Regions from separate parts of the Mus musculus genome. Here region 1 is linked to region 2. Evidence: chromatin loops called from intact Hi-C (ENCODE). Cell type or tissue: gastrocnemius. All regions are shown on one strand. Links, peaks and the distances in the headings refer to the core of each region. The heading gives the core; the rest is flanking DNA. Region 1 holds the start of Mul1 (mitochondrial ubiquitin ligase activator of NFKB 1). Region 2 has its middle 13 kb from the start of Cda.

The links. A loop is a pair of places that touch in the nucleus more often than their neighbours do. Peaks named below come from ENCODE experiments on the same cell type or tissue, not always from the same donor. Only the 100,000 strongest peaks of a DNase experiment are listed, where the experiment ranks them.
Region 1: a loop joins it to region 2, with 2.2 times the contacts of the local background. A loop is called at or near these places in 25 of 42 quality-filtered maps.

What each region holds. Positions count from the first base shown.
Region 1 is chr4:138,420,688-138,436,698 of GRCm38, reverse strand. It overlaps Mul1 (mitochondrial ubiquitin ligase activator of NFKB 1), which reads right to left and starts at 2,027. Exons shown (of 4, transcript NM_026689.3): 1 at 1,820-2,027. The coding sequence starts at 1,939. It also overlaps the pseudogene Rpl38-ps1. In gastrocnemius, for the core only: CTCF peaks have their summits at 6,717 (motif pointing right) and 9,800 (motif pointing right); DNase peaks (open chromatin) are centred at 6,718 and 9,814; H3K4me3 peaks cover 510 bases; H3K27ac peaks cover 1,132 bases.
Region 2 is chr4:138,373,273-138,389,283 of GRCm38, reverse strand. No RefSeq gene overlaps it. Among named protein-coding and RNA genes, the nearest start is that of Cda, 13 kb to the right of the region's middle. In gastrocnemius, for the core only: a CTCF peak has its summit at 9,963 (motif pointing right); DNase peaks (open chromatin) are centred at 8,749 and 9,971; H3K27ac peaks cover 1,376 bases.

The DNA.
Region 1 (16,011 bases), core at 6,700-11,699, 48 kb before region 2:
TTTCCAGGAAGGGTTATTTCATCCTTTTAGGGACTAAGTCTCAAGTACCACAGGCTGGCCTAGGACGTATCGTTCATCTGCAGGTGTCCTTCACTTGTTTTGTTGTTGTTTGTTCTGGGTTTTTTGTTTGTCTTTTTGTGCTTGGTTTTCTGGGTTGTTTGTTTGTTTGGTTGGTTGGTTGGTGTCCCTTGAACTCAGAGACCCACCTGCCTCTGCCTCGTTACACTGGGAACTTCTGATCCAATCCTTTTCACTGCAGAACTCCACGGTTTTGTTTCTGAGCCCTTACTGAAACCAACCTGGTGATAAGACTTGGGCTCCAAAGTCCATCTTCCATACAACTGCCAGAACAAGTCTTTGGCTGATGGACTGTGAAATTCCAGCCAGCATAACACCACCACCATGCGCTGGGCAGCTACTGCTCGTCACACGCTGAGGTAAGAACCGAGAGATGAAGATGATCCCCCCGCCCTTTCAAGGTTCGTCAGCTTGACAGGTGCCACAGAGCAAGGCGGTCAACTAAGAAAGGAGGACAAAAAGTGTCGTGTTGCTGGAGTTCCAGGCAGAGCTGTGCCACGGTACCCATAAGAGCCAGCCTCAGCCACCAGTCCTCAACAAGCCAACTACAAAAGCTAAATTAACAGCGACAAGCCAGTGAGGGCGAAGACCCCTGGGGGCTCCGCTCCACCCCAGCTTTATCTCTGGGTCCTAACACAAAAGCAAGGGCCTTTCACATCTTTACCTTATTACTTTTTATTATATGGGTGGTTTTGCCTGCATGCATGTCTGTGTATCACATACATGCCTGGTACCCAATAGAGGCCAAAAGATCACCTGGGACTGGAGACAAAAATAAAACAGAGACGGAAATGTGCCGTCTGAGCTGTTAAGTGCAACCCTCAAATGAGAATGTAGTTTTAAAGTAACTATAATATACAAAGAAATGACTGTAGAAACCTGGAGCGGAGCGGTTAAATAGATGAGCCTTTAAGTTCTCTGTTCTCCAAATGAGCCTCTAAGTTTGCTGTTCTTCACGTTGGAATCACCCCTGCCTTACATATCTTCACATCCTCCATCTCCGACCCAAGTATCACCTTGTTTAAAATGGCGACGCCCCCCTGTCAATGGCCATAATCTAGAATCACTTGGAAAGAGTGTCTCAACAAGGAACTGTCTATATTGAGTCAGCCTGTGTAGGCATAGCTGTTTAGACACTGTCCTGATAGCTCTAACTGAAGGGGGGAAACTCGCTGTTGTGTTGTGACTGACACCATTCTCTAGGTCTGGGCTCTGGACTGTTTAATAGTTGTTTCTCTCGACTCAGACGTGATTTGCAGCTGACTCAAGTTCCTGGCCTGGACTTCCCCGCGATGATGAATGGTAACCTGAAACTACAAACGAAATAACCCTTCTCCCTCTCCTAAGCTGCTTTCTGTCAGATATTTTACTATAGCAAAAGGAACGGAACTCTCCGTTTCCCTATCTTTCCGCTTTTCTCTGCCCTACTCCAACCCGATTCTCGCCCTATCACACGATCCAATTACGTGTAGGCGTGTGGTTGACCTAGAATGCACTGTGCACCAGGACAATGGCCTGTTTTTCTCACTACCTGGTGCCCAGCAGGTTTTCGAGAAACAGTTTTACAGCACTGCAATAACGTCCAGTGACACTGAGGGTCACTGGGGGGGGGCAGCCTCGCTGCAGCAGGTGCCCGGGATCCCCTCTGGCTGCGCGTCGTCTGGGGCCCTGTGGCTCCCCGGTGCGCCCCGGCGCGAGCTGCCAGTGAGACCGGGCTGCCCACCCCACCCCCCGCACTGACCTTGAGTTCCTGCGCGACCTGGGCCTTCTGCCGGTATATGGAGTACAGTACGGCGGTGACCATCGAACTGGTGCCCAGCAGGATGACCTGGCCGAGCGACGGTCGCGAACCGCTCTCCATGGCGACCCCAAGCCGCACCAGCCGCCTCGAAATCACCTGCGACCCCTACGCAGCCGCGCAGCCCTTCCCGGAACCCGTCGCCCGTCGATGACGTAAAAACCGGAAGTGGAGGACGGGGGTGGAGCAAAGACGTTGCCTAGGTGGTTGCGACGTTACTGCGGCCTCCTGGGAAACCGGTGGGGCTGGCTGTGGTCACGTGGGAGCTCTCCCTCCGGGTTTCTAGACGTTCTTGCTCCGTTATTGTTAAATGACATCTAATTTATCCTATGAGAGCGTGCCTTGGTGCACCTATAGAGGGCAGGACTCGATCTGAGCGTCCCGGTTTCTCCTACTTTATGGGTCCTTGGGATGGAACTCAAGTTCTTAGCCATGGTGGCAAAGCACCTTTACTCACTGGTCTGTTTCTCCAGCCCTTGCTGGATTATTTGATGTCGCCGCCGTCAGATGGGGAGCTGAGTAAAACGCGTGTTCAGCACCAAGAAGTGTTAGGCTTTAAGCTATCGGAGAACCTTGAAACCTGGCTTTTAAAGATGAAGAAACTAGCCCGGCGTGGTGACGCACACCTTTAATCCCAGCACTTGGGAGGCAGAGGCAGGCGGATTTCTGAGTTCGAGGCCAGCCTGGTCTACAAAGTAAGTTCCAGGACAATACAGAGAAACCCTGTCTCGAAAAACCAAAAAAGAAGAAGAAGGAGGAAGAGGAAGAAGAAGAAGAGAAGAAAGAAGAAGAAAAAAGAAACTGGGGCCAGAGGGGATGGAGAACATGGTCGGAGCCATACTGCAAAGGAGAGCTGGAGAAAAATTAGTCCAGCTTCAAAGCCCTCAACCACTACACCAGTTGAATTGATTCTACACCAGTTGAATCGCGAAAATAGCTCTTAATCTACTGCCACGCCACCCCCAAAACAGCATACTGCTTATTTAATAATAACAGCAAATATTTTTATTGAGTGACTATTATATGCCTTGTACTGTAGTTCGTATTTCTTAGGCCTGGCCTGTGTTTCACTCCACTATCTAGGGACCAAACCCAGGGTTTCAAGTGTTCTTCCACTTAGCTCCGTCCCAGTCACTCCAGACCAGCATTTGATGCATTCAACCACTGCCACAGTAGAGTTTCAGGAGAGGAAACTGAGGCTTCGGTTAAGAAATACACACAGTCCAGCACTCAGGAAGCAGAGGAAGGCAGACCTCTGAGTTCAAGGCCAGCCTGGTCTACAGAACGAGTTCTAGTACAGTTGGGACTACACAGAGAAGCCTTGTCTCAAAAAAACAAGTGGTGGGGAGAATATAAATACACTCAGACCTTTAACTAAAAATGATAATGGGCTTCAACCCAGGTGACCTTTGGAGAACTCGTCCAACTCCTCTCAGACATCAGAGTCGCCGCAAGTCTTAGCCAGCACATCTGCCTGCAAAGCCTGGGTTCTCCTTGCAGTGTCCTATAGGTTATCCTTTAAATTCCTCAAAATAGACCTAATGATATTCATTGGAGTGCTTTTTAAATAACAAAAGAATAAAAATGATCTAATTCCAATAGTCAGTTGGTTGAATAAAATTTGAAACGTTTGTTGAGGCAGGAAAAACGTTGGGACAGGAAAAAGAAGCACGTTTCTCAGCAATTTGGTCAAAGGCTCTTGCCAGAGAAGAATTCCAGCATAAGGGTGCTAAGACAGCTAGCCGGTAAAGCTCTGCGCTTGCTGTCCAACCTGAGTTCAGTCCCTGGGACCCACGGGATGGAAGGAGAACCGACTGTCAAACACGGTCCTCTGATCTCCGCTCACAGGCTATGGCGTGTATATTGCCAACATGTGCACAACAAATAAATAAATGTAAAATATAATTCCAGCAAAATTAATAATTGCCCAAGGCCTTCCTCCCTTCCCAGCAGTAAACCTGCGATTTTCTAGGAATTTCACCAGAAACCTCATTTGCGGAAAACCTGCAATGTACCAGCTCCCTTCTGCAACCCTAGGGTTCTAAATCGGAATTCTATCCAAGGCAACTGCAATCTCACATATCAAATGACAGGGAGGGGCTTCTTAGCAACTGCTTGAGATGTAGCATGAGAGCCACCTAATGGGTCTAGCTAATGGTAAGCCAGTCAATTGCCATGTTCCCCTGGGGAACCTATTCCCACACTTGGGTGTGTCTTCTCAATGCTTCCTCTAACCCTCAAGATATCTATAATAAAAATCTCCAACTCTGTCTCATTATACTGACTGGCCCTGGAACACTTTTTTTTTTTTCGTTGAAGCCAGGAATCCATTTGATCTGAGTTGAAGTCCCTAAAAGTCTAGGGAAACTCTGCTGTGGGTGACAGTGGGGAGCTGTGTCTCTGTCCCCAGATCCCTGATATCTATGAGTTGAAAAATGAGAAGGCAGACTGCAAATGTGTCTGAATAGGATTCTATTTTTGGTTTCCTTTGCTGTTGTTGAGACAAGATCTCACTGTGTAGTGCTCACTAGCTTAGGACTCACTGTCCTCAAACTCAGAGATTCTCTACCTCTGCCTGCAGAGTAATGGGGTTAAAGATACACTCCTCCATGCCCAACAACCCTATTTACTTTTAAAAGAATGGAGAAGAATACTGCTTTTATGTTCCTTTTGTTTTTGAGTCAGAAGCTCAGATAGTACAGACCAGCCTTCACCTCAATAAGTAGCCAGTGATGACTTTTGAACTCCTAATCTTCTTGCTTGAAGGGCTTTTCAAGTGCAAGAATTACAACCCTGTGTCACTCCTAGCTTAGAAGAGAATGTTTTTGGGTCTCTAGAATGATTCACAAAAGGCTGATCATATTTAGGGTTTTTCTTTTTTTTCTTCCATAGAAGGAAACTGGTTCCTGGAGAATGTTGGCCTCAGCTTCATGATCTTTTGGGAGGTTACGATCCAAAACCTTTTGAGTTGAGGAAGGACATGATCCAACCTGTTTAGTAATCGAAAATCCTTTATCCTTGGATCACTGCAAGGGAAAGAACAAAAGCGTGGTCCCAAGACTGAAATCTAGGCAGCGTCTCCACTGCTGATTGGTTGGGGTCCTCGGGTACTGAGCCAAGCATCCTTTCTTTACCCTTCAGGCCCTTGTAGGGCTTTCTTGGGAGCGTGTTAAAAAGCCCATCGCTCTCAAAAGGGACATGCTGGTTGAAAATAACCCTGCCTCTTTCTTTCTTTTCCTCTGCCAAAGGCTGAATTCCTTCGTGAGTGCTGCTGAGAATATCAGACAGGCTGAAGTTTACACCATGTGGGTCTCGTTAGGCATGAGAGTTGGACAATTTCCGCTGTGCCAGATGTCCCCGGGGAACCATTTTCAGCTGGGGATGGCTGTCCTCACTGAGTCACAGTGAAGAATGATCTCTGACTTGGAGACCCTGCGTTGGGCTCCTAAAGCAGGAATGAGTTAGAGGAGGTGACCTAGGACAACATCACAGACTGACAGAACATTGCCTAAGACCCAAGTTCACAGTTCTCCTCAGAGAAGCAAAAGTGGCCTTCTGGTCACTGGGTAAATGCCCTGAAGGCATTCACTGGGGTCTAGGAATCAAGTAGATTCAGAGCTGGCAAGTTAGCACCTGCAGGGACATGGCCAGGTTAGTACCAAAGGGAACAGGAAATAGAAAAGGTAACAAGGGACTGAAGAGATGGCTGAGCGGTTAAGAGCACTGGCTGCTCTTCTAGAGGACAGGGGTTCAATTCCCAGCACCCATCAACCGTCTCTAACTCCAATTCCAGAATTTCTGACACTCTCACACAGACATACTTGCAGGCAAAACATCAATGAACATAAAAAATAAAAATAAATTATTTATTTAGAAAAGAAAAATGATAGCCAGGCGGTGGTGGCACATGCCTTTAATCCCAGCACTTGGGAGGCAGAGGCAGGCGGATTTCTGAGTTCGAGGCCAGCCTGGTCTACAAAGTGAGTTCCAGGACAGCCAGGGCTACTACACAGAGAAACCCTGTCTCAAACAAACAAACAAACAAACAAACAAAAAACACACAAAAACAAATAAACAAAAAAAGAAGAATGATGAGATCAATATCCCTCCACTTGGGAAGACAGCTGACATAATTATCAAAAATTGTCTGATATACTCAGCATATTTTTCGTGGTATTGGGTTCAAACCTTGTATGTGCTAGGCAAGCACCTCCAACTGAGTTGTGCCCCAAGCCTGATAATATTTTTTAAAATATTTTAATTAAAATATTTTTATTTTAATAAAAAATAAAAAATTACTAATTTGTGGGGTGTGGTGGTACACACCTTTAATCCCAGCACTTGGGAGGCAGAGGCAGGCAGCTCTCTGTGAGATCAAGGCCAGCAGGTCCAGGAGAGCCAAGGTTGTTATGAAGAGAAACCCTGCTCTGAAAACAAACAAAAATTATTAATTTATTATTAGTAGTAGCAATAGTAGTATAAGAGGGGCATCGGCATGCCCTGGTGCATGTGTGGAGGTCATGGGAGTCAGTTCTCTCCTCCTAGTGGGTTCTGGGATAGAACTCAGACCAGCAGGCTTAGATATCAGGAGCTTCACCCACTGAGCCACCTCACACCACCATGTCCAAAGCATAGTTTTAATGAGCACGTATCCCTCCCAGTATTCTCTCCCAGTACAGAGAGGGGGTTCAGAGGGCACAAGAGTGACATTTTTCTTTTAACAATCAATTAAAAAAAACTCAGAGTTCATAAAATGGAATGTGCTATGAAACGGATTTATTTTTTATGGATCCCTGTATGTTAGCTACACCATTTGTGTGCAATGCCTGTGGAGGCCAGAAGAGGGCATCGGGTACCCTGGAACTGGAGTTCCACATAGTGGTGGACCTAACATGAGCAGTAAGTGCTCTTAAGAGATGAGCCATGGCTCCAGCTCCCACATAGATTTCTTTCCTAAAGAATAAAAAAGAACAAAAGCTTAAAGGAGCAGTAAACTAACATGCTATGGGCAGCTAGGGTCAGTTAACCATGGGATCAGAGCTCAGCTTTGATGGAAATGTGTGGAGGAACAATTAAGTGAAAGCAAAGCAAACAGCGAGAAGATTCCAGGGCAGGGTCATTGCAGTGCAAGCCCCGAAAGGAAGCAGTCACTACTTACAAGCTGCAGAGTTGGTACACGGCCTACCAATGACAGCACTGCCATAGAGCTCACAGGACTCAGGCTTTGGGGCTTCCTAAAAGAAGAGACATCCACGGAGGAACACCTAGAGCCCACATCAGCATCCTTCTTAAACACTAATTACCACCAGGTGAAGCATCCGTTGAAATCTTTCCCTTATGTTTGTCTTGTTTGTTTTGTATGGTGGATGTTACCCACACTACCCACCAACTCCTCCTCTAGTGATCTTCCTGCCCACTGAGTAACTGGAGCTATAGGCTCATGTCACCATTCCTGGCTTCTTTTGTCTGTATCGTCGTCGTTGTTGTTACTTTTGATTTGTTTGTGGTGCTGGGAATTGAACCCAGGGCCTTGTGCATGCTAAGCAAGCACCCTACCACTGAGCCATACCCCCAACCCTGGTTTCTGGTTACCAAGAGTTCTTCATATATTCTTGATAGCAGCCCTTGATGAGATCACATATTTGACTTGCTGACATTTCCTCCTGTCTCCAGCTTGACTTCTCCTTTGGAGAACAGAAGTTGCGAGGATTTATAAAGTCCAGCAGAACCGGTTTCCCTTTAGGGGTCCTGCTTTTATTGGCTCATCTACAAAATCATTGCCTGTGGGTTAAAGGAGTGGTCTGGGAGACAAAGGTGTTTGCTCTGCAAACACAAGGACCTGAGTTCAAATCCCCAGCAGCTACATAAAAAGCCAGGTGAAGAGTGGGGAACCCTGGGATCTCTCTGGCTAGTAAACTTCTGGGGAGAGTGAGAGGCCTTGTCTCAAAGCAGTAAGGCAGGGAGTAGAAGGCACTCAGTGTCCTGCTTTGGCCTCCATGTGGAAGCTCACAGGTGTGTATGCTCACACAGTCACCTGCATATACCATACATACACACATACACCGCACACACACACACACACACACACACACACACACACACACACACACACACACATACACCACATATACTACACTACACACATACACACACATACAGCACACACTCTCTTACACTATATGCAACACACACATACCACACACATACACCACATACACACACACACCACATATACACTACACACATACACAGACATACCACACACATACAGCACATGTATAGCACACACACAAACACACATACATGCAACACACACCACATACAGACATACCATACACACACACCACATACATATAGTGCACACACACTCTTACACTTTCACATTACATGCAACACACACACATACTGTTGTGTTGTATAAAAATAAAGAAAGAAGGAATATGTCTGGTGGAGGTGTAGTCATGTGGGGGGAGGGACGCCTCTTTGGGCCCCTGCTGAGGCATCCCTTCCCCCTGAGGGACCAGCCACACCATGGTATAGTGTAGAATAGAGTTTATTCAGGGCAAGGGAAGGGGAGTTGAGAGGGTAGGAGAGACAGAGAAAGGGAGAGAGGGAGAGGGAGAGGGAGAGGGAGAGGGAGAGGGAGAGGGAGAGGGAGAGGGAGAGGGAGAGGGAGGAGGAGTAGATGCTGGCCATGAGCACATGGGGGTGGGCAATGAGGAGATTGGAAGGGACCAGAGGACAGAGCAAGAGCAAAAAGGCAAGAGCAAGAGAGGAAAGGGACAGGCAGCCCCTTTTGTAGTGAGTCAGGTACACCTGGCTGTTGCCAGGTAACTGTGGGGTGGAGCCTAGACAAAGTGCTAACACATGCAACACACACACACAACACATATACATTCACATGCAACAAACACACACAGAGTACACACACACACACTTTTGTCTACATTAAAATCACAAAAATGGCCAGGCATGAAAACAGACTCTGGAGTCCCAGAGTAGGGAGGTAAGGACAAGGCTTGGGAGATGGGAGGTCAGTCCTGGATTACAAAGCAAGACCATCTCACACTGAAGCAAGCTGGATGTGGTGATGTGTGTCTTTAATCCTAGCACTGGAGAGGCAGAGGCAGGTGGACGTCCGGTGAGTTGAGGTCAGCCCAGTTAACACCGGGAGTTCCTGACCAGCCAGGGCTACATAGTAAGACCTTGTCTCAAAACCAATAGGCAACTCACACACATTTCCTCTATGTTTTCTCAAAGGTTGTGCAAGTTTAGGGTGTGGTTAGCTTTGGCAGCTGGATCTGGCATGGTTTCCCATGAAGCAGTGCGTGCTATCATCATCACCCCAGCAAAGCAACGAGGGCTATGTTAATCCCCAGCTCACAAATACAGGCACCAAGGCTCAGCCAGGAGACATCACTTAGGGCTTATCCACCGTACATGCTTCAGTAGAATGTAGTGTTATGTATCTTTCTGAGACAGAGTCTCATGTGTTCTAGATTCACTCGGAAATTACTGTGCAGTGGAGAATCGCCCTGAGCCCCCGATTCCCCTTGCCTCTACCTCATGGTGTGAGGGACTGTGTCCAGTTTATGCGGTGCCGGGGAGCTAACCCAGGGTTTCACACCTGTGAGGCAGACACTCTGCCAACTGAGCTACATCCCACTCAGTTAATATCGTTGGCCTCCGAAACAACCCGGCAACTGAGTCATTTCCATCTGTGAACCATATCGCTTGTATTCAAATGTTTATCACCACAGCCCATCTGGAGAGCTGGTGTCGAAGACAAAATTCCTGGATTCAAATCGAGGCTCGGGTCAGTCCGTCACTAGGGAAAATGCAAATGATTTGTTTGCATAAACTCACCCTCTAAAAGCCTTTCAGTCATTTTACGTCACGGGGAATGGCCAATGGTTGTTGCAGTTGATAGTTTCAGCCACGTGGGGGCACCAGGAGCATGGGATACAGAAGATTGGTGCCCATGAGGGAGACAGGCTCTAGGGAAGTGAGGAAGGAAAGGAAAAAAAGACTTTGGTTTTGTATTGGTTGGTTGCGTGGTAGGTTGGTTGGTTTGGTTTGGTTTGGTTTGGTTTGGTTTGGTTTGGTTTGGTTTGGTTTGGTTTGGTTTGGTTTGGTTTGGTTCGGTTCGGTTTGGTTCGGTTTGGTTCGGTTCGGTTTGAGGCAGGGTCCCATGTGTCCTAAGCTTGCTTCAACCTCATCACTACGAAGCCAAGGATGTGCCATGATGACTTCACCGAACATGACTTCAGTCTCCTGCGACTCCTGCCTCCCCTTCTCAAGTGCTGGGATCAGAGATGTGCATCATCAGGGCCGCTTCCCGGTTTCCATAATGCTGGGGAATCAAACGCCAGCCTATTGCAAGATGGTGAGCACTCTATCAACTGGGCCACAACCTCAGCCCGGACAAGGGAAATTTCAGGAAGGCACTGACTGAATTATGGTCCCTCGAGAGCCCAGGAAAGGCTCAAGCTCACTGCTCACCAGCAGGCTCTGTGGCAGTATCTTTAAAAGACCTTTACCCCTACCCTCGCCCGGGAACCACAGGAGCCATGTAGCCAACAGGAAGACATCTACAACCTGTTGGTAAGGAAGGGTGGCTCACTCAAGTCAGGCGTGGGAGTCAGGTGCCTGAGAGCTAGGTCAGCCATGCCATCTCTGGCCAGGCCTGTCATCTACCTGAACCTAACAGGTGGCGGTGGCGGTGGTGGCAGTGGTGGTGGTGTGGCTTTCTTTTTTTTTTTTTTTTTTTTTTTTTTTTGACTTTTCAGGGTTTTTAATAGTCACACGCAGAGGGCTGGTTCATTTCAGATCCTTCACTGCCAAACCCGGGGGTAGGGACTGCTTCAACTTCTCTGCCTTTTCCTTGTCTGTGATAACCAGGGTGTAAAGGTACCTGCTGCAGCGAACCTTGAACTTCACATTATCCTTGTTTTTCTTGATCTTGACAGACTTGGCATCCTTCCGCCGGGCTGTCAGCAGAAAGTCCTTGATCTCCTCAATTTTACAAGGCATGGCGACGCGGGCTCGGCTCTGGCGTCCGCACAGCGACGAGAACCGAAGAGAAACAGGGAAAGCGTGGCTTTCTTTAGTTTGGCTGGTTAGTGAAAGAAGATCTCTTGTAGCCCTAGATGGGTTTTGAACTCACACTTCAGGTCAGGATGACCTTGAATTTCTTGTCCTCTCACCTCATCTTCCAAGCTCTAGGATCACGGGGCTGCTACACTATACTCAGCTAAGCCTCAGTCAGTCAGTCAGTCAGTCTGTCTGTCTGTCTGTCTGTCTGTCTCTCTCTAAGTTTTTATTGATTCTTTGTGAATTTCACATCCTGCACCCCAACCCCACTCACCTCCCCATCCCTCCATATTTGCCCTCTGCCCTTGCAACCTGGCCTCAAAAGAACACAAACAAAACAAAACAACAGCTACAAAAATAACTCACTTTGGGAGCTGCCGTGTGTCACCATGTGTCACACAGTACACCCTTTTGCCCAAACAGCTTTTTTTGCAAATGTTCATTGCAGTGAATCATTGGTCTAGTTTGAGGCCTTTGGCTTCTGCTACTGGCTCCTCACTGGGACTCCTCTCTGATATTTGCCCAGGCGAGGTGCAGGGCCTGCTTTCCCAAATGCAACCGCTGGTACAGTGCAAGGCCAACTCGCCTGCTCTTATGCCCTCGGAGCCAGCTTTCCCATGCTGCCCAGGTGCCAACCTGCAGAGCCCTCAGATGTCAGCAAGGCCGTAGGCAGCAGTGCAGACCAGAGATGTCTGCATAGGCTTTGATAGTAACATGGGCCACGGACGACATCAAGACAGGCCCTCACTGCTGCAAGGCCATGGACCCACACATGGCCTTTAATGGCAGCCCCAGGCCTGGATCTCACCACAGCCTCAGGTGGCATTCCAGGCTTCTCACATCAGTTCCTCACTACTGTCAAATCTCCAGTTCTACTTTTCTTCATTGTGCACACATCCTTTGGTTTTTCTTTCTCTTCCATCTCTCCACCACTTACTTTCTCATCTTAGTGACACCTGAGGCCTCTGGGTGTCTTCCTCAGGTGTCACCGCAGGTGAGATCCACCCTGCCTGTGCCTGTGGTATCAAAGCCTCAGTCTCTTATCTGTCAAATGAAAATGGAGGTAGCTGCCTCCTTCCGTGGCTTCCTTAAGATGGATAGCCATTTCAATATTATGAGCCCCACGTCTCCCAGCTAGAGGAAGGGGAAAGTCCCACCTTCTCCACTACATATCTAAGCTCAGACAAAACAAACTTGCAGACAGGACACAACTGTCTATTCAACTGAAACCTTGATGGACAAGCCTGACTCCATCTTAAGGTGAGAAGCTATCTGAGTACAAGGTCAAATTAATGAGCTGGAGAGATGGCTCGGCAGTTAAAAGCACTGGATGTTCTTCCAGAGGACCTGAGTTCAATTCCCAGCACCCACATGTCAGCTCACAACTGTCTGTAGCTCCAGTTCCAGGAATCCAACAGCCTTACACAGACACAAGCGTAAGCAAAACACCAATGTTCATAAAAGAAAAACAAGGTCAAAATGAATTCATTCCTGTCTGACTATGTCTTGACCCATTTTCTAGAATTTGGCATGTTCTATACCACTGTCTCTGACCCGCCAGGTCCCAAATAATGACACAGAGACTTATATTTATTTATGAAAGTTTAGGCCTTAGCTTAGGCGATTTCCCAACTAGCTCCTGTAACTTATTTAACACATTTATTGTAATTCACACTCATCACGAGGCCTCTTACCTCTCATTCCATCCTGGTATGCCTGACTCCTCCACATCTGGCTGGAGACTTCTCTCCCAGAGTCCCTATCTATGCCCAGACGTCCTGCCTTCAACTTCCTGTGTAGCTATAGACTGTCAGCTCTTTATGAAAGCCAATCAGAGAATGCCTTAGGCAGGTGCGGAAGAACAGAGGCACACCATCACACTGTGTACAAAAATCTTACCCCAACACTATACCCTAACCTCTGCCCTGATGAGATGTTCTGCAAGTTCCTATATAACCAAAAATCTTTGGGAACCCCCTACTCTTGCTGTTTTTGAACCATATAAACCCTACTTTTTCCTATATGCAATGGTATTCTCTCAAGTCCTGCTTTAGAGAGATAGCCCTGTGTGACAAAAAAACAAAGCTTGCTTAATTTAACATGTTGCACTGGTGGGTGTCTTAGTTAGGGTTTTACTGCTGTGAACAGACACCATGACCAAGGCAACTCTTCTTAAAGGACAACATTTAATTGGGGCTGGCTTACAGGTTCAGAGGTTCAGTCCATTATCATCAAGGCAGGAAGCAAGACTGTATAGGCAGATGTGGTGCTGGAGGAGCTGAGAGTTCTGCCTCTAGTTCCAAAGACAGCTAAGAGAAGAATGGCTTCCATGCAGCCAGGACAAGGGTCTTAAAGCCCACCCCCACAGTGACACACTTCCTCTAGCAAGGCACACCTCCTAATAGTGCCACTCCTTGGGCCAAGCGTATTCAAACCACCACAGTGGTCTTTACTCTCAGGATTAACAAATGCTCAGACGATTTAGGCTCTTGGCCAATAGATGAGCTTAGAGGATGTTTTCAGCCTGAGATTACAAATAGAGAGAGAGTTTATGTTAGCCAAGAATCCATTCTGTACAAAGTCATGGAAACTCAAGGTCAAGGCTAAGGGGAGACCAGTGAAAAGCCAAGGATGAAAGTCTAAGCAGCCGCCCACTGCCCCATTCACATAAACACCTCCTTAAGTCGGCTCCCTAAGACTCTCATCCCACTGTTATACTTGACCCAACTCGGTAAAGGTAAATGGAGACAGACGGCTCAGAGGTTAAAGAGCTTACTGCTCTTTTAAAAGACCTGAATCCTGCTCCCAGCACTTATATCAGGCCTTAAACTCCAGCTTGAGGGCTGTACTAATGTGCACACGTGTTCACACATGTGTACATAATTAAAATGAAATAACTAGTTATGATGGCGAATCTTGGTTATCAGCTTGCTTTATGTGTAAAGAGGGGACCTCAGCTGGGAGACTGCTCCATCAGATCGGACTGAGGTCATACCCATGATGCACTTTGCTAATTAATAATTGATGTAGAGGATCCAGCTCACTGCAGTGGTGTAGCCACTCCAGGGCATGTAAGCCTCAGCTGCGTGCCAGATAGTGATGTCGCACGCCTTTAATGCCAGCACTTGGGAGGAAGAGGCAGGTGGACCTCTGTGAGTTTGGGACCAGCCTGGTCTACAGAGTGACTTCCAGGACAGCAGGGCTACACAGAGAAACCCTGTCTCAAAAAAAAAAAAAAAAAAAAAAAAGCAGAACAAACAAGGAAACAAAGCAGCCAGTATGCATAATATGCAGCATTCCTCTATGGCTTCTACTTCAGTTCCTGCCTTCTGGACCCTGCCTTGAACTCCTGTCCTGATTTCCCTCGGTACTGGACACAACCTACAAGCTGAAATAAACCCTCTCCTCCCCAGGTTGCTTTTGGCCAGCATTTTAGCCCAATAATGAGAAGCAAATTAGGATCAACAGGGAAACCCAGGCTGAGTGTAAGTGGGAAAGGCAGTATCAGGGCTGACCTCAGTGTAGGGCAATATTCTGATTGCACCATTCAGGCTAACGGTTTGCACTGTGGTCCAGGGGCAGAGGGAAGGGTCTGACTAATAATTAGTCTGAAACATCCAAGTCACACCTTTTACCTACTGAAGCATCACATATATAATGGCTATTAGCCTTGAGCCAGTGAAATGGTTCAGCTGGCAAAGGTGCTTGCTGCTAAGCTGTGGGAATCCCCCACAACTCTCGGGGCCAAGGAATGGTAGAAACACACATCAAACCCTGAAAGCCCAACTTCTAAAACAAAAGACAACCACCTACCCCCTAATGTACAATTAATGATAGCTCTAACTACCCTAAACATATTTAACATCTACAAAAACTCCAAACACCCTCCTATCTCCCTGCATTGGCGCACACCAAAATTAACCCCCCATCCTAGTACGATGGCGTGTTTCTTTAGAAGGAATTTGGAAGGGAACAGATCCTCTCCTTACAAGCAGGAGGGATTTCACTTGTGTTTTCCCACAGGACCAGCCTAAGCCTATCTGGGTTCCTGCAAGAAACATCGGACACCACCCCACCAACCAGGAAGATGGCCGCCTCTGGCTGGCAGATCAAGGATAGAGGAGAAAGAGGCAGAAGAACGTGAAGACCCACTTGAGGATGGTGGAATACAGCCTAAGATGGAGGCTCCAGCCCAGGTGAGACACAGCACAGGCTCATGCTGAGGTTTAGCCTTCCAGGCATCCAGACGGGAGGCATGCGGGAATAGCCGGTGGGGCATTTAGCTCAGGGTGATTGTCCTGAGCGCTGAGGAAATGAGGAACCTTCTGCAGGAGACTGGGGCTGCAGCGCTAGCGCCTCCCCCCACGGCGGTTCTTGATGAGAGAGACAGCCCTTGCTTATCCAAACTGTTTATTCATGATGAAAAAGGTACATAGAGACTCAGGGTGGACCAGAGATTAAACACCTTTTGCAGGAGGGAATGTTGGGGAAGGGGAGTCTATTGGCTGAACCCTCAGAGCCAGCTTATCTAGATACCTCATTAACATGGAGAACTTGGGGCTCTATGCTATGTGACCAGTTGTCAGAGTCTTCACATGGGGTGTCCTGGCTACGTGCTCCAGGACAAGAACCAGGTCAGGACAAATTCAAACACCTACCCTTCTCAATTATGAGAACTGTCAGGATTTCTTAATCTTAATGCTCGACCTTGCCAGTTTCTGTCTGGTGGCGAGGTTCCACTTGGCCCTCACTTAGCCTCATAACCTGAGTTTGGTCCCCAGGAACCACACAGTAGAAAGCTGTCCTCTGACTCCCACATTAGTACCATGACCAAGAGTCCGCATGCACAAACGCATAACATAAATAAATGATGGTAAACAAGTTTTTAAATGAGGTTCTTGGGGCTGGGGAGGTTGCTTGGTCAGTAAAATTCCACATGAAGACCAGGGGTCATTCGGACACATAGAAAGCACACCTATAACCCCCATTTTGGGGAGGGAGGAGACAGGGAGGTCCCTGGAGCTCAATGACCAGCTGATCTA
Region 2 (16,011 bases), core at 7,037-12,036:
ACACACAAACTTCCCAGTCTGGATGTCATGGTGTAACTGGCCTGACAGAAACAAAAATATTCTACAGACGCTAGTGTCCCTCAGTCTGACTGGAAGGTCTCTGAAACAATGGATTCCAAACCCGAATTCTCATCTCAGGAAAGAGAAGGGCAGCTTGTCAGCCCCCCTGACACGATGAGACGAAAGCCAAGGCCAGGAGGACTCTAACAGGTCACTCATGTCAGGCCACTTAGCTATGCAAGACTTCTGCCTTCTGTTGAAGCCATGCCCTCACTTCAGGGTCATGAAGGTGGACTTGTCGAGGGAGGGTCACTGCATCTCATCCTGGTTTGTTGTGAGTTTTGTGTTTTTTATTTTGTTGTTGTTGTTTTTCCAAGATAGGGTTTCACTGTGCATCCTTGGCTGTCCTAAAGCTTGGTCTTGGGACTCAGCGGTTAAGAGCACTGACTGCTCTTCCAGAGGTCCTGAGTTCAATTCTCAGAAACCACATGGTGGCTCACAACCATCTGTAATGGGATTGGATGCCCTCTTCTGGTGTGTCTGAAGATAGCTACAGGGTACTCATCTACAAACAGATAAATAAATAAATAAATAAATAAATAAATAAATAAATAAATAAATAAATAAATAAAACTTGGTCTGTAGACCAGGCTGGCCTTAAACTCACAGAGTGCTGCCTGCCTCAGTCTCACGAGTGCTGGGATTAAAGGCATGCACCACCACCACAGCCGCAGCCACCCGGCAAGAGGACATGCCTCCATAAGACTAGTGAACAGACAACTTGACTAATGGTTGATGTGGGAGGGGCCCAGCCCTCTGTGGGCTTCAGGCTCTGCCTTCAGGTCCCTGCCTTGAGTTCCTGTCCTGCATTCTGTCCACGATGGAGTGTGACCTGAGTTAGTTGTAAATGAAATTAACCCTTTCCTCCCTGAGTGGCTTTTCCGTCAGAGTGTTTACCACAGCCAATAGAAACCCTAAGACCTGCTGCCCCTGTTCCTAATGTAGGCGCACTGGATAAATCTTTTTTTTTTTCCTGCTTTGCTTTTCACTATCAACCTGACTTTTTAAAATTGGCTTATTGAGAACAAATGGCTGAATGGGCTTCCAGGAGCCCAGACCATGTGGTGGTTTGAATGAGAACGTCCTACATAGACTTAGGTGTTTGAATACACGAGCCCCGGTCCATGGTACCATTACGGTAGGTTTAGGAGGTAAGGCTTTATGGGTGGGGGGAGGGGATCTTTGTGTTGTCATAACCCTGTGCTATCCCCACCGCGTTGCCTGAGGTTCCGGTCACCATGCTTGCTGCTTGCTGCCGAGCTCCTTTGACATGAGAGACTTGTATCCGTCTCGAATTGTAAGCCAGATAAACCCTTTCTTCTCTCAGTGGCTTGAATGAGAACAGTTCCCACAGACTCATGTTTGAATACTTGGCCTCCAAGTGATAGAATTCTTCGGGAAGGGCTGAAGAGGTGTGGCCTTGTTAGAGGGGGTGTGTCACTGGGGGCAGGGCTTTGAGGTTTCAAAAGACTCATGGCATTCCCCATGTGCTCTCTGCCTTGGGCTTGGTGGTTCATGATGTGAGCTCTCAGGACTTCTCCAGCACCATGCCTGCCTTTGCCATGCTCCCCACCATGATGGTCTTGAACTCTAGCCCTCTGAAGCCATGAGTTCCAAATTAAACACTTTCTTTTTATAAGTTGCCTTGGTCATGGTATTTTATCACAGCAATTAGAAGGGGAAAAAAAGTAATATGGGCTATGACCTCCGCACTGAGTAATGGTTAATTTTGATTGACAACCTAACTAGATTAGGACAAACCTAGGGTAGCAGGGTGGTGGTGGCTCACACCTTTAATCTCAGCATTTGGGAAGCACAGGCAGGTGGATCTCTGAGTTTGAGGCCAGCCTGGCCTACAAAACTACAAGAATGAGTTTAGGACAGCCAGGGCAATGAAGAGTAACCGTGTCTCAAAAGCAAAGCAAAGCAAAGCAAAACACAACACAACAGAAAAGAAAAAAATGCAGAGGGTGTTAGGGACGTGCACCTCTGGGTGTTTGCTGTGGTGTTTACAGGGAAAGTTAGAGCCTTTGGATTGACTTGACCAGTGAATGCATTGGGTGGGCTATTAGGAGGGGGTAAAAGTCTTGAGGGGGGACCTAACTGAAGGAAAGAGGTCACTAGAGCTGTCTATCACTCTGACTCCTTCCTGTATTACCCTCTGCTCTCTGTTGCCTATACCACCATGATGTGAGCTAACACTCCACCACAGCACTCTCCACCATGACGGCCCGAATCCTACAAAATCCTCCCTCCATTTGGTTGTCTCTGTCACATTGATAAGAAAATTACCTAATACGCAGACTCTGGGGAGTTAGACAGAAGTGTCAGGGACAGGCAGGGATGATAACTTTCATCAAAGGGACCCTAGTTAGGAAGATGAGGCCGACACTGCTGTATGCTGGGAACCCTTGGGAAAGAAGACCAAGTGTTCTGGCTTTAACACGAAGTGATGGTAGATGTGGTGATTCGAATGGGAATGGCGTTGCCCCCCCCCATAGACTCATGTGTTTGAATGTTTGTCTCATAGGGTGTGGCACTATTGGGAGCTGTGGTCTTGTGGGAGAAAGTATGTCACCGTGGAGGTGGGCCCTGAGGTAGTATATGATCAAGCTATGCCCAGTGTGGAACACAGTCTCCTTTTGCTGCCTGTAAATCAAGATGTAGAACTCTCAGCTCCTTCACCAGCACCATGTCTGCCTGCCTGCGTCATGTTTCTCGCCATGACAATAATGGTCTAGACCTCTGAAACTGGAAGCCAGCCCCAATGAAGTGTTTTTCTTTATAAGAGTTGCTGTGGTCATGGTGTCTCTTCACAGCAACAGAAAGGTGACTAAGACAATAGATTCTTGTTTGACCTGCCCAGCTCCATCCTCTTCCTGTCTGTAGTAGAAGCTGCTTCCTCTTCTCACAAGCTAAAGTGTGCCCCCTCGTCTTGGGTGTAGTCACACAACTGCATTAGGTCACTAGACCAGTATGTGCACCTCTCGGACCTGGATCATGTACATAATGCTTACCTTATTCGCAGGCTTGCCTGCCGGGTGCCTTCACCCAGGGTATCCTTGGAAGCCATACGTTGAGCATGGCAGAGATTCAGCCAGCCCTGTGCCCACCACCACCAGAATGAGATTTTATCATGTACCATCACAGACATGGGTGAGACAGGATCTCAGTGAGTCACTATGTAGCCCTAGCTAGCCTGGAGCTTGCTATATGGACGAGGCTAGCCTCAAATTCAGAGAACCACCTGCTTCTGCCTCCGCAGTGCTAGGTCTAAAGGCGCGTGCCATATACCCATGGAGCCTTGTTTAACGTAGCCTGTAGTTGACCTTGACTTCAGGAGCACACCCTTCCCCCACCCTCAGCCCCTGTGGTTCCAGAATGCAGACTCTGCATGGGTTTCAGAGGTGGCTATGGCATCCAGTCCTGGCCAGTCAACACATCCACCTACCTAACCATTAATATTGGTTCAGAAAAGGGCAAGTGTGCTAATCATTTTTCGAATTGCCGTGACCAAATTCCTGACAAGAAATAACTTTGGGGCATAAGGGTTTATTTGTTTAACAATTTGAAAGAATTGAGTCCACTTGGGAGGGGGGGGCTCTGTGGGAATGGGAGCATGGTCTGTAAATTCTGTTTCTTTACATCTCAGTGGATCAGGAAGCAGAAACTGGACAGGAAATAGTATCAGGCTATAAACTTAAGCACCCCCCCTTGCTGTCCCCTGACCCACTTCCTCCAGTGAAGCTCTGATTCCTACAGGTTCCATAACCTCATGAAACAGAGCCACTCAGTTGGAGACCAAATGTTCAAACACGTGAACCTGTGGTGGACACTTCACATTCACACTGTAATGGTATTGGGGTCACATTCGGTACTCAGGGAGCTTAGTCCCTGGACTTTTGTTGGAACTGTTGGGGAAAGAGATGCTCACTTCCTGCTAGAGTTGTTGAGAGGGTGGAAGGGAGTGCCTTTGCTAAGAAGAGGGGAGATTGAGGAAGCAATACCAAGTCCCCTGGCAAACCTGGTTCTCACCAACCCCGTTCAAGTCCTGAGTACTCTGTCCTTAAGACAATAAGTTGCAATTCCCCCAACCCTACCCCTCCCAGATCAGTATGAGTTAGGCTTTCTGTCTCCTATGTCTAAGAGGGTCCAGCCCCACCTACCATTCCAGTTATCATCAAATGGCAATTTTGGAAAAGGGAGATTGTTAAAGGGTTTCAGGGCCTGTATGACACATGACTATAGGATACCCACGCAGCCATAGGATATAGAAGTCCCAGAGCTCTTTTCTTCCTGGGGGTACCTGCTCTTCCATCCCAGCTGCCCCTCTTCTACTTTCAAAGTCTCCTCTCTGTAGACAGGCTTCCTTTAATGCTGTATTGCTTACTGTCTTGTTACCATGACGACAACAAGTTCAGGAAAGAAGGGTTTATTCGGGCTTACAGTTTAAGAGTGCATTATGTCAGAGAAGCTACGGGAGAGGAAGAGATGGTGAGTGGTCACATTACATCAGAAGTCAGGGAGAGAGATTAATACCATCACTCAGCTAGCCACCTCTGCTTTATCCAGTCCCAGCCCATGGCATTGTATCGACCACAGTCTCTCCCCCCATGACCGACCCAGTCTAGAAACTCCCTCAGGGACATGCTCAGAGGTGTGAGACACACTCAGTGAGTCTAGAGCCTGCCAAGGTGACAACCAGTAGTGACTCCCATAGGTGTTCACAACTCCCGGTCTGTCGCCACCTCACCCATATCACTGCTCAGTGGCTCCCTTCTGGGGACAGTGACCCCAGCAGCCCTACTTTAGAGAATATCCAGACAGGCCACCCCATGAGATGGCCTACCAAAGGACTTTAAAACAGCTCTAAGACAAGACTGCTGAGCTAATCGTGGTGGCCCAGGCCGGTAATCCCGACACTCATCCACTGGAGGCAGGTAGATCAGAATTTCACAGATATCCACCTTGAAGCTACACAGTGACTTTGAGGCCAGACTTGGCTTCAGGAGACTCCGTCTCAAAAACTTAAGACATAAATAAATCAGAAGACGGCTGGGCAGTACCACTCCAGGCTGAAGGATTTTCTATCTGCTGCACAGAACTAACTGAATAGGAAATGAATCAGACCTGGGGAGGGGGTGGAGTCAGACCTGGGAAGGGTGGAGTCAGACCTGGGGAGGGGGTGGAGTCAGACCTGGGAAGAGGTGCAGTCAGACCTGGGAGGGAGTGGAGTCAGACCTGGGGTGAGGGTGGGGTCAGACCTTGGGAGGGGTGGGAAATAGAAGTAGCAGGGATTTCCTGGAGGAGAGGGATGGAAAACCTGGAAAAGGAAATCCTACTGTAAACCACGCCCTCCCGCACCCACCCCATCTCTTTTCTTCACAACAGGCTTGTGAAGGGAGTGGTGTATTTCTGCATCTGTCCGCAATGTGAGGAATGGCCCGAGCTGCCTCTGCAGTTGAAGGCAAGAAAGGACTCAGCAGGTGGGGTGGTCGCCTTCAGCCATAATCCTGCCTGTGATCTCCTGTCCCTAGGGACCCAATGGGATCCTCCAGCAGCCTTTGTCAACTAGGGGATCAAAAAGAACAGCCTCGGGCTGGTGAGATGGCTCAGCGGTTAGGAGCGTGGACTGCTCTTCCAAAGGTCCTGAGTTCAAATCCCAGAAACCACATGGTGGCTCACAACCATCCGTAATGAGATCTGATGCCACTCTTTTGGAGTGTCTGAAGACAGCTACAGTGTACAGAGTCCCTCTCTGTCTTACTCAGTCTCCAGACCACAGAAGACCCAGAGATCCCACCTACCACATCAGCCGAGGCCCTCATCCCATTGGCTGACCACCCAATTCTTCCCACTTAGGCGTAGATGGTGGTGAGTCCTGGGAAATCTGCCTTAAACAGTTCAGCCATGGGCACCACACCTAGGGAGCAGCCAAGGCCCCGGTAGAGGTTAAGTATCTGTCTGACAGGATGCAGCCCTAGATGTTAGACTCCTTAGAGATCTATTAAATATCATTAAGTTCCTCTCCCAAGATCATGAAAAAAGAGAAATAGCAAATATATAAGAAAAAGTGAGTGCCCTACCCCCAGCCAAGGCTGATGTCCCATTCTGCCATACCGCAACACGCACACGCCTACACAGTTGATATTACAGCCTGTCCCCGCTCTCCGCGCCACAACGCCCCCCCCCCAGCACACGATACAGGTTTTGCAGTTTATTTTCACAAAACAGTCGTTCTTTGACACATTATCCTGCAAACAGCTATGCCTGCACTTACCTCATGCTTGGCCCTGCAGCTTCCAGGATGCCAGTCTAACTCACTCTTTAAATAGCTCTTTAAATTCAACCTTTCCTGCTTAGTATGCTCAGAGCATCGCTATCTGAAAAGGTGTCTAAGAAGTGCCTGTTGCACGTAGATCATCAGAACTCATTTCTTGGGCTAGAGAGTTGCTTTAGCAGTTAAGAGGCCTGCTCTTCCAGAGGACCCAGGGTCAATTCCAAGCAGCAACCTGGTCCCCTGCACCCACCCATTACTACAGTTCCGGGGCCTCTGATGCCCTCTTCTGGCCTCCAAGGGCACTACACACAAATGATGCACAGACATGCAGGCAAAACATTCTTCATATGCGTAAGATTAAAAAAAACCAAGTCACGCACGGTGGTCCATACCTTTCATTCTAGCCTTCAGGAGGCAGAGACAGGCAGATCTCTGTAAGTTTGAAGCCAGCCTTGATTACATAGTGAGTTCCAGGCAGCTTAGGTAGGCATAGTGAGGTACTAACTCAAAATAAAAATAAGTTAATAAATAAAATCTTTTTAAAATTTTTCCAGGCCAACTTCAACTAGATAAGAAGCTCGAGTCCATCCGGTCTTACATGAGAACACATCTCAATAATAAAGAGAGAGAGAGAGAGAATAGAAATAGCTAGAGAAACTATCATAAATGTGAAATATAATAATTATGGGTAATGTTAGAAGAATACAAAGAAATAGCTTTCATTGTTTGTGTTTGTGTGTTTTTAATCATATGTAATATATACGAATATGTACACATAATATTATATATTATATATCCCATATTATAATATAATCTATAACATAATACACATATATATGTGAATATATATATACTATTTATAATTTGTGTCTATGTACAATTCTTGATCTACATGAATTCCTGGTGCTGGGGAATCTCTGACAGTAGTAGAGCAAGCCAGTCTTACTACCCAAGCCCTGGAACCAGGGGAGGAGGCTGCCTGCAAGAGGCTGCCTACTAGCTTTATGGAGTTGGTTCCCTCGTTCCAACTCCACAGAGGTTCTAGGGATCGAAGCTCAGGATACCAGATTTTTTTGAGACAAATGCGTGTGCCTGCCAAGCCATCTTACTGGCCCAGAAAAATGATCAATTTTTAAGTAATTTAAAGAAAAGATGTCCATTTAATTAAAAAAAAAGTAGAAAAAGACAAGATGAGAGTGAAGCGAAGCTAAAGAACAGGTCCCTGCCACAGACCCCCGTCTACCCAGCTCAGAGCCCTGATGCAGACCCCTCTCCACCCAGCTCAGAGCCCTGATGCAGACCCCTCTCCACCCAGCTCAGAGCCCTGATGCAGACCCCTCTCCACCCAGCTCAGAGCCCTGATGCAGACCCCCGTCCACCCAGCAGGTGCAGAGGCTCCCGTGCATCACTGTAATGAGGTTGGCTGTAGACGCATGGGAAAAGCTAAGAGGCAAAAGCTAAGAGGTGGGCTGATGCTGAGTTACCAGGAACACCTCTAGATTCCACTGCAGAACCAGCCAGCCAGGAGAGCTGCCACCACTGCCACCAACTCCAGAACCTCCCTGCTCTGAACAGCTGCCAGGACATGAATTCACCACGGTCCTTCCCAGCACTGAGAAGCCAGGACCGACCTGGCACCAGGGGACATCTCTCTGTAGCTGCCACAGAGGAACCAGATCACATCTGCCACAGTGCACCTCTCCCTGACTGACGCTCAAGTCCCTTTCTGAATCATCTGCTCTTCTGAACAGAAGCCACATTGAGGCAGAAGTCCTAGTTACCTGGGTACCTGGAAGGGCCTTCTCCAGCCCTTGAGTGTCTAGAACACAAGGAGCCATGATGGCGGGAGTGGGGGTGTAGGAGGGTGGGGAGGACGGGATGGAGCATGACGGGACTGAGCAGGATTGTCTGGTATCTGCTTGCAGCCCACTCATCACAACCTCCATTTCCACCCCACTATTTCTTCCTAGATCTCCATGAAAGCATCACAAAGTGGTGTCGCCAGAGCCAAGGTAACTGCGCGTCAATCTAATGAGAACCGCATTCATCTGTGGTGCACACCTTTAATCCTAGCCCTTGGGAAGCAGAGGCAGGCAGATATGTGAGTTAGAAGCCACTATGGCTTACATAGTGAGTTCCAGGACAGCCAGGAAACACCTCCTCATCAGAGAGAGAGAGAGAGAGAGAGAGAGAGAGAGAGAGAGAGAGAGAGAGAGAGAGAGAGAGAGAGAGAGAGAGAGAGAAGAGAGACTGTAACCAAGGTTAGCACTAGCAAGAAGAAATCTGAGCGTGACAAGTCAGGAAGCGTTGGCAGTGCTTGCCTTGCAGCAAACAACCTTCCCTCCACTCCCCCTCCGTGGCCTTGGCCTTCAGCACGCCACCTGCACAATCTGAGGTTTGCCATCCTGGATCGATCATCTGCACTCGACTCAGGAGGGAGCCGAGGCAGGCATGAGCCAGCCATGCTGAGGGGATGTCACCCCCTATTAATTTTTACAAGTAGCCAAGGAAGGTGATGGCACTCGGGGAGTTTCAGAGTGTCCAGAGGCAGGTTTTTCTGTGTTTTCATCTGGAAGAGTTGGTTGCTATGCCAACCTAGAACTCATCCCGGAGCTATCCCCCACCCCCTCCCTCTGCTCAACCAAGCATAAGGAATACGCAATTGCCAGGTCTGAGTCTCAACTTCCAGACCAGTGGCTCTTTGGGGGTACTCTGATGGAAATGTAGGGTTTATTTATTTATTTATTTATTTAGTCTACTAGGACCTCTAAAGAAGCAGAGGCCATGGTCTTGAGAAGGGGAGTGCCCCATTCCCATCTCTGTCCCTGTGATAAAATACCAGGCCAAGAAGCAAGTCAGCAGAGACAGGGGCTATTCAGCTCGCTATTCCCAGTTACAGTCCATCACTGTGGGAAAGTCTCGGCAGCAGGAACCGAAGCAGCTGGTCACGTCAGTCAAGAGTGGAGACATAAAGGCGTGAATGCTTGCTCCTCATCTCTTCTCTGTGCCTGTCCAGTCCAAGCCCCCAAACACAGAATATGCAGTCCACTGATGGATGGGTCTCCCCATCTCCACTACCCCAGTTAAGAAGAAATTCCTCATGTGCATGCCCACAGGACAACCTGAGCTAGACTATGTGCCACGGACTCACTTCTCCAGGGAGTCTAGGTTGTGGGAAATTGACAATGAAGGCCATCATCCTGGAGAACAAAGCTCTGTGTTCCCTGAGCGATGAATTATGGAAAAGCAATATCTCACTGCACTGGGTTCTGGCTGCAGCATACGCCAAATTCTTCATTCCGGATACATTTGTTTGTCTCTTAGCGCTGGCACGAACAAAGCCTCAGTAGCTCATGTCACTAACGCATAAAACAGGGGACTCTGGTGAGAATATGCAGCGGTATGACCAGCACATCACACGCTCACATTTTTGTTTTTGCTAGAAAAGTGGGGGAAGGAGCTTCCATTCAGAGGTGATGCTGTCTGGACCACCATGATGCGGGATATTTGTTAATCTCCCTGGGATCCCTGGCAGAGCCAGGATAAATGTCTGCTCCCACAGGCGATTAATCTGGGCAACTTCCACAAATGACAGTTTCCAGTGTGGCCAGCAGGCCACCAGATGGCAGTCTGGCCCTCTCAGGACCTGCTACCATGAAGGCTGAGTCACTGTTCTTGGCAGATGGGCGCTTAGCTATGGTGGGAAGACTAAGGTTAGACAATAACTGCAGGTCACCTCAGGAAGAGAGCCGCCATTTTATTCAGGCCATCTGCATACTCAGCTCAAAGACAACCTTCCTTGCTATTAGATGAAAGCTTATTAGATTCTGGACAATAAAACATGAACGAGGGTCCATCCTTCCTTTCATTCCCCCACGTTTCCTCCCTGCTCCTCAGAAAGGGTCTGTGAAGACTAACACTTCGGTAGCCATCTTAAGGATGATGTGCCATGGTGCACATTTGGGAAGTTAAAGGACAGTCTGTTGAGGAAGGCTGCTCTCGTTCACCCATGTGGGTTCCAGGGCTGGAACTCAGGACATTAAACTTGATACTAAGTGCCTTTACCCCCTGAGCCATCTCACCAACTCTAAGACAAATTTGAAAATGGAAGGCACAAAAATGTGGGACCCGAGTCCCTGAAGACAATGCTGGACGAGATGGAAAGAGAAATAAGATTGCATTTGATATGAACCAACCTGGGCATAAAGTGACCTTTAATCCTTGGACACTAGAGGCAGAGGCAGGAGGATTGTTGCAGGTTTGAGGCAAGCCTGAGTTACACAGAAGACCTTATAATAAATAACTAAATATATAAACAAACAAACAAAATAGCTGATCTGTGGTGGCACACACCTTTAATCCCAGCACTTGGGAGGCAGAGGCAGGCGGATTTCTGAGATCAAGGCTAGCCCGGTCTATGAAGTGAGTTCCAGGATAGCCAGGGTTACACAGAGAAACCCTGTCGCGAAAAACCAACCAACCAACCAAACAACCAAACAACCAAACAACCAAACAAAAACCAATATCCAAACCATTTATTTGGAGCTTTCTCAAAGGTAAGTCAAACCAATACTAACACTTAGAATAAATCATATATCAGAGAATAAATACAAAGTGTAGCAATAACTGGATACAAGGGTAATCTAGCCACAACATCCTCCATCTCATAGGTCACCAGGTGTGTCTTAGGGAGACACCATGATCAAGGCAACTCTTCTAAGAACAGCATTAAATTGGGGCTGACTTACAGGTTCAGAGGTTCAGTCCAGTATTGTCAAGGTGGAAGCATGGCAGCATCCAGGCAGCCATGGTGCTGGAGGAGCTGAGAGTTCTACACCTTGTTCCAAAGGCAAACAGAAGACTGACTCCCACATGGCTAAGGAGGGTCTCAAAGCCCACCCCCATAGTGGCCACACCTCCTAATAGTGCCAGGCCCTGGGTCAAGCATATTCAAACCACCACAAGGTAGGTTCAACTCCTCTGGCTTGCTAAGCTGGTGTTTCTTTCTTCCCTTGTGGCCCCGTGTTTGTTCTTCTCAAATCTGTGTGCTTGATTGAAGGGAATAACTGTTTATTACAATCAAGCAGCCCTTAGAGGGGAGTTCTTCACTCTGGGGTTTCGGGCAGTTCCACTCTGAGGTTTCCGGCAGCTCTACTCCAGAGTTTATAGTATCCTGGATCTACAGCATCCGTTCCAGGGTTTACTGGGATTCCACCCCAGGATTTACTTCTGCTCCACTCGCTTTGGTTATAATAGCTTCAAGACAAGCTCTCAAAATACTGCAGAAAAGTTAATGCTACCAGAAGTAGGCTGCCAGGCACAAGCCTGGAATCCAGATACTCAGGAGGCTGAGGCAGGAGGATTGTGAGTTTGACGTCTGCCTGGACTACAGACTGAGTTCAAGGGTAGCCTGATCAATTTAGTGAGACCCTGGCTCAGACATGACAACGAAAGAATGGTAGAACATTTGTCTAGCATGTACAATATAATATGATATGACAGATTCTTTTGTGTGTATCAGGATTTGCCTGCATGTGACTGTGCACCTTATTCATACCTACTGCCTATATAAGCCAGAAAAGTTTGATCACATGGAACTGGAGTTAGAGATGGTTGTGAACTCCATGTGGGTGCAGGGAATCGAACCTTGCTCCTCTGTGAGAGCAGCTGATGCTCCTAAACACGGAAGCATCTCTCCCTATCTGCCTTGTTTGTTTTGAAACAAGCTCTCATTGCATAACCCTGTCAGGCCTAGAACTCACTTTGTACATGAGGCGGGCCTAGAACTCAGAGCTCAGAGATCTGCCGGCCTCCTCCTCCCCAGTGCTGGGTGGGTTGTTTTTATTTTTAGGCAGTGATAATGCCACTTGGAGCAGAATCTGCTTTAAAAGGACCAAAAGTCTAAAAATAAGAACAAGCTTTGTTATCTTGGGGCCTACGGAATCTATGAATTTGGAAAGAAAATTTCACGAGCTGCTAATAAACATTTAACCTTACCATTTTATAAATGCGAGCAATAAATGAGGATAATTATCAGCTCCAGTGACTTTGACCCCAATATAAATTCTGTTTCCATATCACTTTATTACAGGTATTAACTTATTGACTGATAAATATTTTTTACTTTGACTGCTCCTTCAAGGTCACAATAACTAATAAGCCTATTTCTGGATTGTGCTATTTGGTGCATTAATTAGAATGTATGCATACTCGCTGGGGTATGGTGGTATAAGCCTTTCAGCCCAGCACTTCAGAGGCAGAGGTAAATGGATCTCTGTAAGTTCAGGGCCAGCTTGTCTACATAGTTTCTTCCAGGCCAGCCAGAATATATAATGAGACCCTGTTTAAAACAAATTATATACACTGATATCACAAATATTTTAATTATTCTAGTAATTATTTCAATACATTTCAGCATTTTCAAGATGTTTCCCTAGGTTTCACAAGACAACCAAAGGGGTAGGGCGTTATGAAGGCTGATGAGCCCTAAATAAAGACAGTTTTACACTATTAACATCAACATTGAGGGAGGCAGGAGTAGCAATTTTAATACTTTAAATTTTTGTTACATTTATTTATTTACTTGGAGGGGATGAGCACATAGCATGGTGTGCATGTGAAGATAAAAGGACAAATTATGAGAATTAATTTTCTCCTTCTACCACATGGGTCCTGAGAATCAAACTCAGATTATTCGATCAGCAAGCTCCTGGTTTCAACGAACCATCTCTTTCTTTCTTTCTTTCTTTCTTTCTTTCTTTCTTTCTTTCTTTCTTTCTCTTTCTTTCTTTCTTTCTTTCTTTCTTTCTTTCTTTCTTTCTTTCTTTCTTTCTTTCTTTCTTTCTTTCTTTCCTCCTTCCTTCCTTTCTTTTTCTTTTTTTAGGATAACAAATAGAGAAATACATATTTTTAAAAGAAAAAAATTAATAAGATATAATAATCACTAAATAATGCCCCTTATAGCAGCAAAAGATGTAAAGCAACATTAAAATATGTATGAATTAAAGCTGTAGTCAGGGCCAGGAGTGGCGGCAGCGGCGCACGCCTTTAATCCCAGCACTGGGGAGGCAGAGGCAGGTGGATTTCTGAGTTCCAGGCCAGCCTGGTCTACAGAGTGAGTTCCAGGACAGCCAGAGCTATACAGAGAAACCCTGTCTCGAAACACACACACACACACACACACACACACACACACACACACACACACACACACACACACACACACAAAACCAAAAAGCTGTAGTCAGAGTTTAGCAAACCTTTCCCAGAACCTGACGGATCAGTTAGGCACAAATATGACTCTCTCCTGTGTGTGTGTGTGTGTGTGTGTGTGCGCGCGCGTGTGTGTGCATTTGTGTGTTTGTTTGCGTTGTGCATGTATTAAATAAGGTCTCACTGTGTAGCCATAGCTGGCCTTAAAGTCACTGTGTAGACCAGGCCAGTCTTGAACTTCCAAGTACCAGGAACAAAAAAAAGTCCCCTTCAACTGGTTAACTGAGCTGACTCAGGAGGAATAGAAACTTCTAATAGCCCAATAAACCACCCCACCCCCCGAAGTTCTCACCATGTAGTCAATTTACCTCAGCCTCTCACCTGCTAGTATTGCAAACTTGCACTACACCGATTGGCTCTATTCCTACATTTTTTTAAAAGATGAGTACACTGTAGCTGTTTTTAGGCGCACCAGCAGAGGGCATTGGATCTCACTACAGATGGTTGTGAGGCACCATGGGGTTGCTGGGAATTGAACTCAGGACCTCTGAAAGAGCATTCAGTGCTCTTAACTGCTGAGCCATCTCTCCAGCACTCCAGCTAGCCCTTGTTTTATTGTTATATTTAGACAGAGTCTCACATGTACCCCAGGCTGGCCTGGACTTGGCTCACTATGTAGATCAGGCTGGTCTTGAACTCACAGAGATCTGCTTGCCTCTGCCTCCTTAGTGCCAGGCTCCCAGTGATGGGACATTTACCCGGTTTCTTTCTCTGTGCTGTTCTGATGGACATGTCAGTCACATCCCATTCATTTCTGTGGAAACTGACTAAGGAAGTTGACCAAGGGCTTCCTGCACACTGCGCTATGTACTTTCCTAACATCTCTGGCTGATTTCCCATAAATTACTGTATGTCCCATTAAAAATCTGCTGTTTCCTTTTTTCTGTTTTAGTTTACAGCCTTCAGTAGTATTTGTCTACAAAGTACTGTACGGAGTCCAGATTGAGTTTCATATGGCCATGTCTGAAGGTTCCAAGCTTTTGAAAGGCTCCTATTTTATTGTTTGAAGCAGTGTCTCTATGGCCCAGGGCAGCTTCAAACTATCAGTAATCCTCCTGCCTCAGCTTCCCAGGCATGAGCCATCACTCTGGCTTGCTCTGTGGAATGCCTGCCTCAGGCTTTGTCTGCTTTTCTATTACAATGTCTGTCCTCTCCTTGAGTCTAGGGGTCTTTAGATATATATCAGAGATCCTCCTCCTCCAGGAAGCGTTAGGGCCCTGATAGTCTGGCCTACTCTCAGTGTAGACTGCTTTTACTCCTCTGACAAGAGGGTGCTGAAGGGAAGAGTCACAGTAATGTCTAGGACTGCCTACAAAAGCTGGGAGCGATCATGGCATGGCTAAAGGATGCCAGGAGACTCTGATGGCATCTTCTGCTACACCCACCTTGTCTGCCACAAACACCCTTGCCCCCATCATTTAAGACTCCTCCTGGGCTCTGTCATCTAGAAAGCTTTCCCAGCCTACCCAGCCCACCCCTCCCTCTAGACTATTAGGTCTTCAGCATTGCCACAGGCCCCAGGTCCTAATTGTGTGTTACAGTCTTTTGCACCTGTTGATTTTCTGTCTCCCTCACTGGAATGCACCTCTCGTCATCAGGTGGTGGCCGGAGCAGGGCCCAGCACACAGCCATCATTAAAACACTTGTGAAGTTGTAACACTTGTTGAATCCTTGCTGCCACTAGGCGCTGTCCTAAGAGGTAGCTCGGCTGGTTTGGTTCTGACCATCCTCAGGCTGGACGGATGGCTCAGTGGTTAGAACGCGTTCTGCTCTTTCTGAGTTTGCTTCCTGGGAACTCATATCCAGCGGCTCACAACCTCCAATTCCAGAGAATCTGACACCCTCTTCTGGTTTCTGTATATCACACCCACAGAGACACAAACACATAAAAAATATTGGGGGGGTGCAGGAATCTTTCCAAAACAAAACAATAATCCCAGGAATTAGTATATATATCATTCAGGGCTATGAGATTGACAGAGCCGAAAACTCAAAACAGGCCTAAGCTAGAAGGGCTTCACTAAGGGGCAAGTATGCCTTCAGGCCTGGCTAGACAGTGTCTTCCCTCTCCCTCTCTTAGCCTTGCATCTTTATGGTGGCTTCACTTTGCAAGCAAGCTCTCTGGACCACTGGAGGCAGGCTATCAGCAGTAGTTACAGCCTCAACGGGAAACACATTCCCACCAACTCGGCAGAACGAGGGGGCTTCCGATTGGCTCGTGTTGCCAGTACCCGCTGACAATGATTGGCAGCCCACCAGGGGTTCTCCCCTGAAAGAAGCAAAATAAAAGATTCAGGCAGTCTCTCCTAGCAGAGTTGTAACCCTGTGGATCCTATCTCATCAGTGGGGACACCACCGTTATCCTAACTTTCTGAAGGCAGAAGGACGCAGAGCTTACG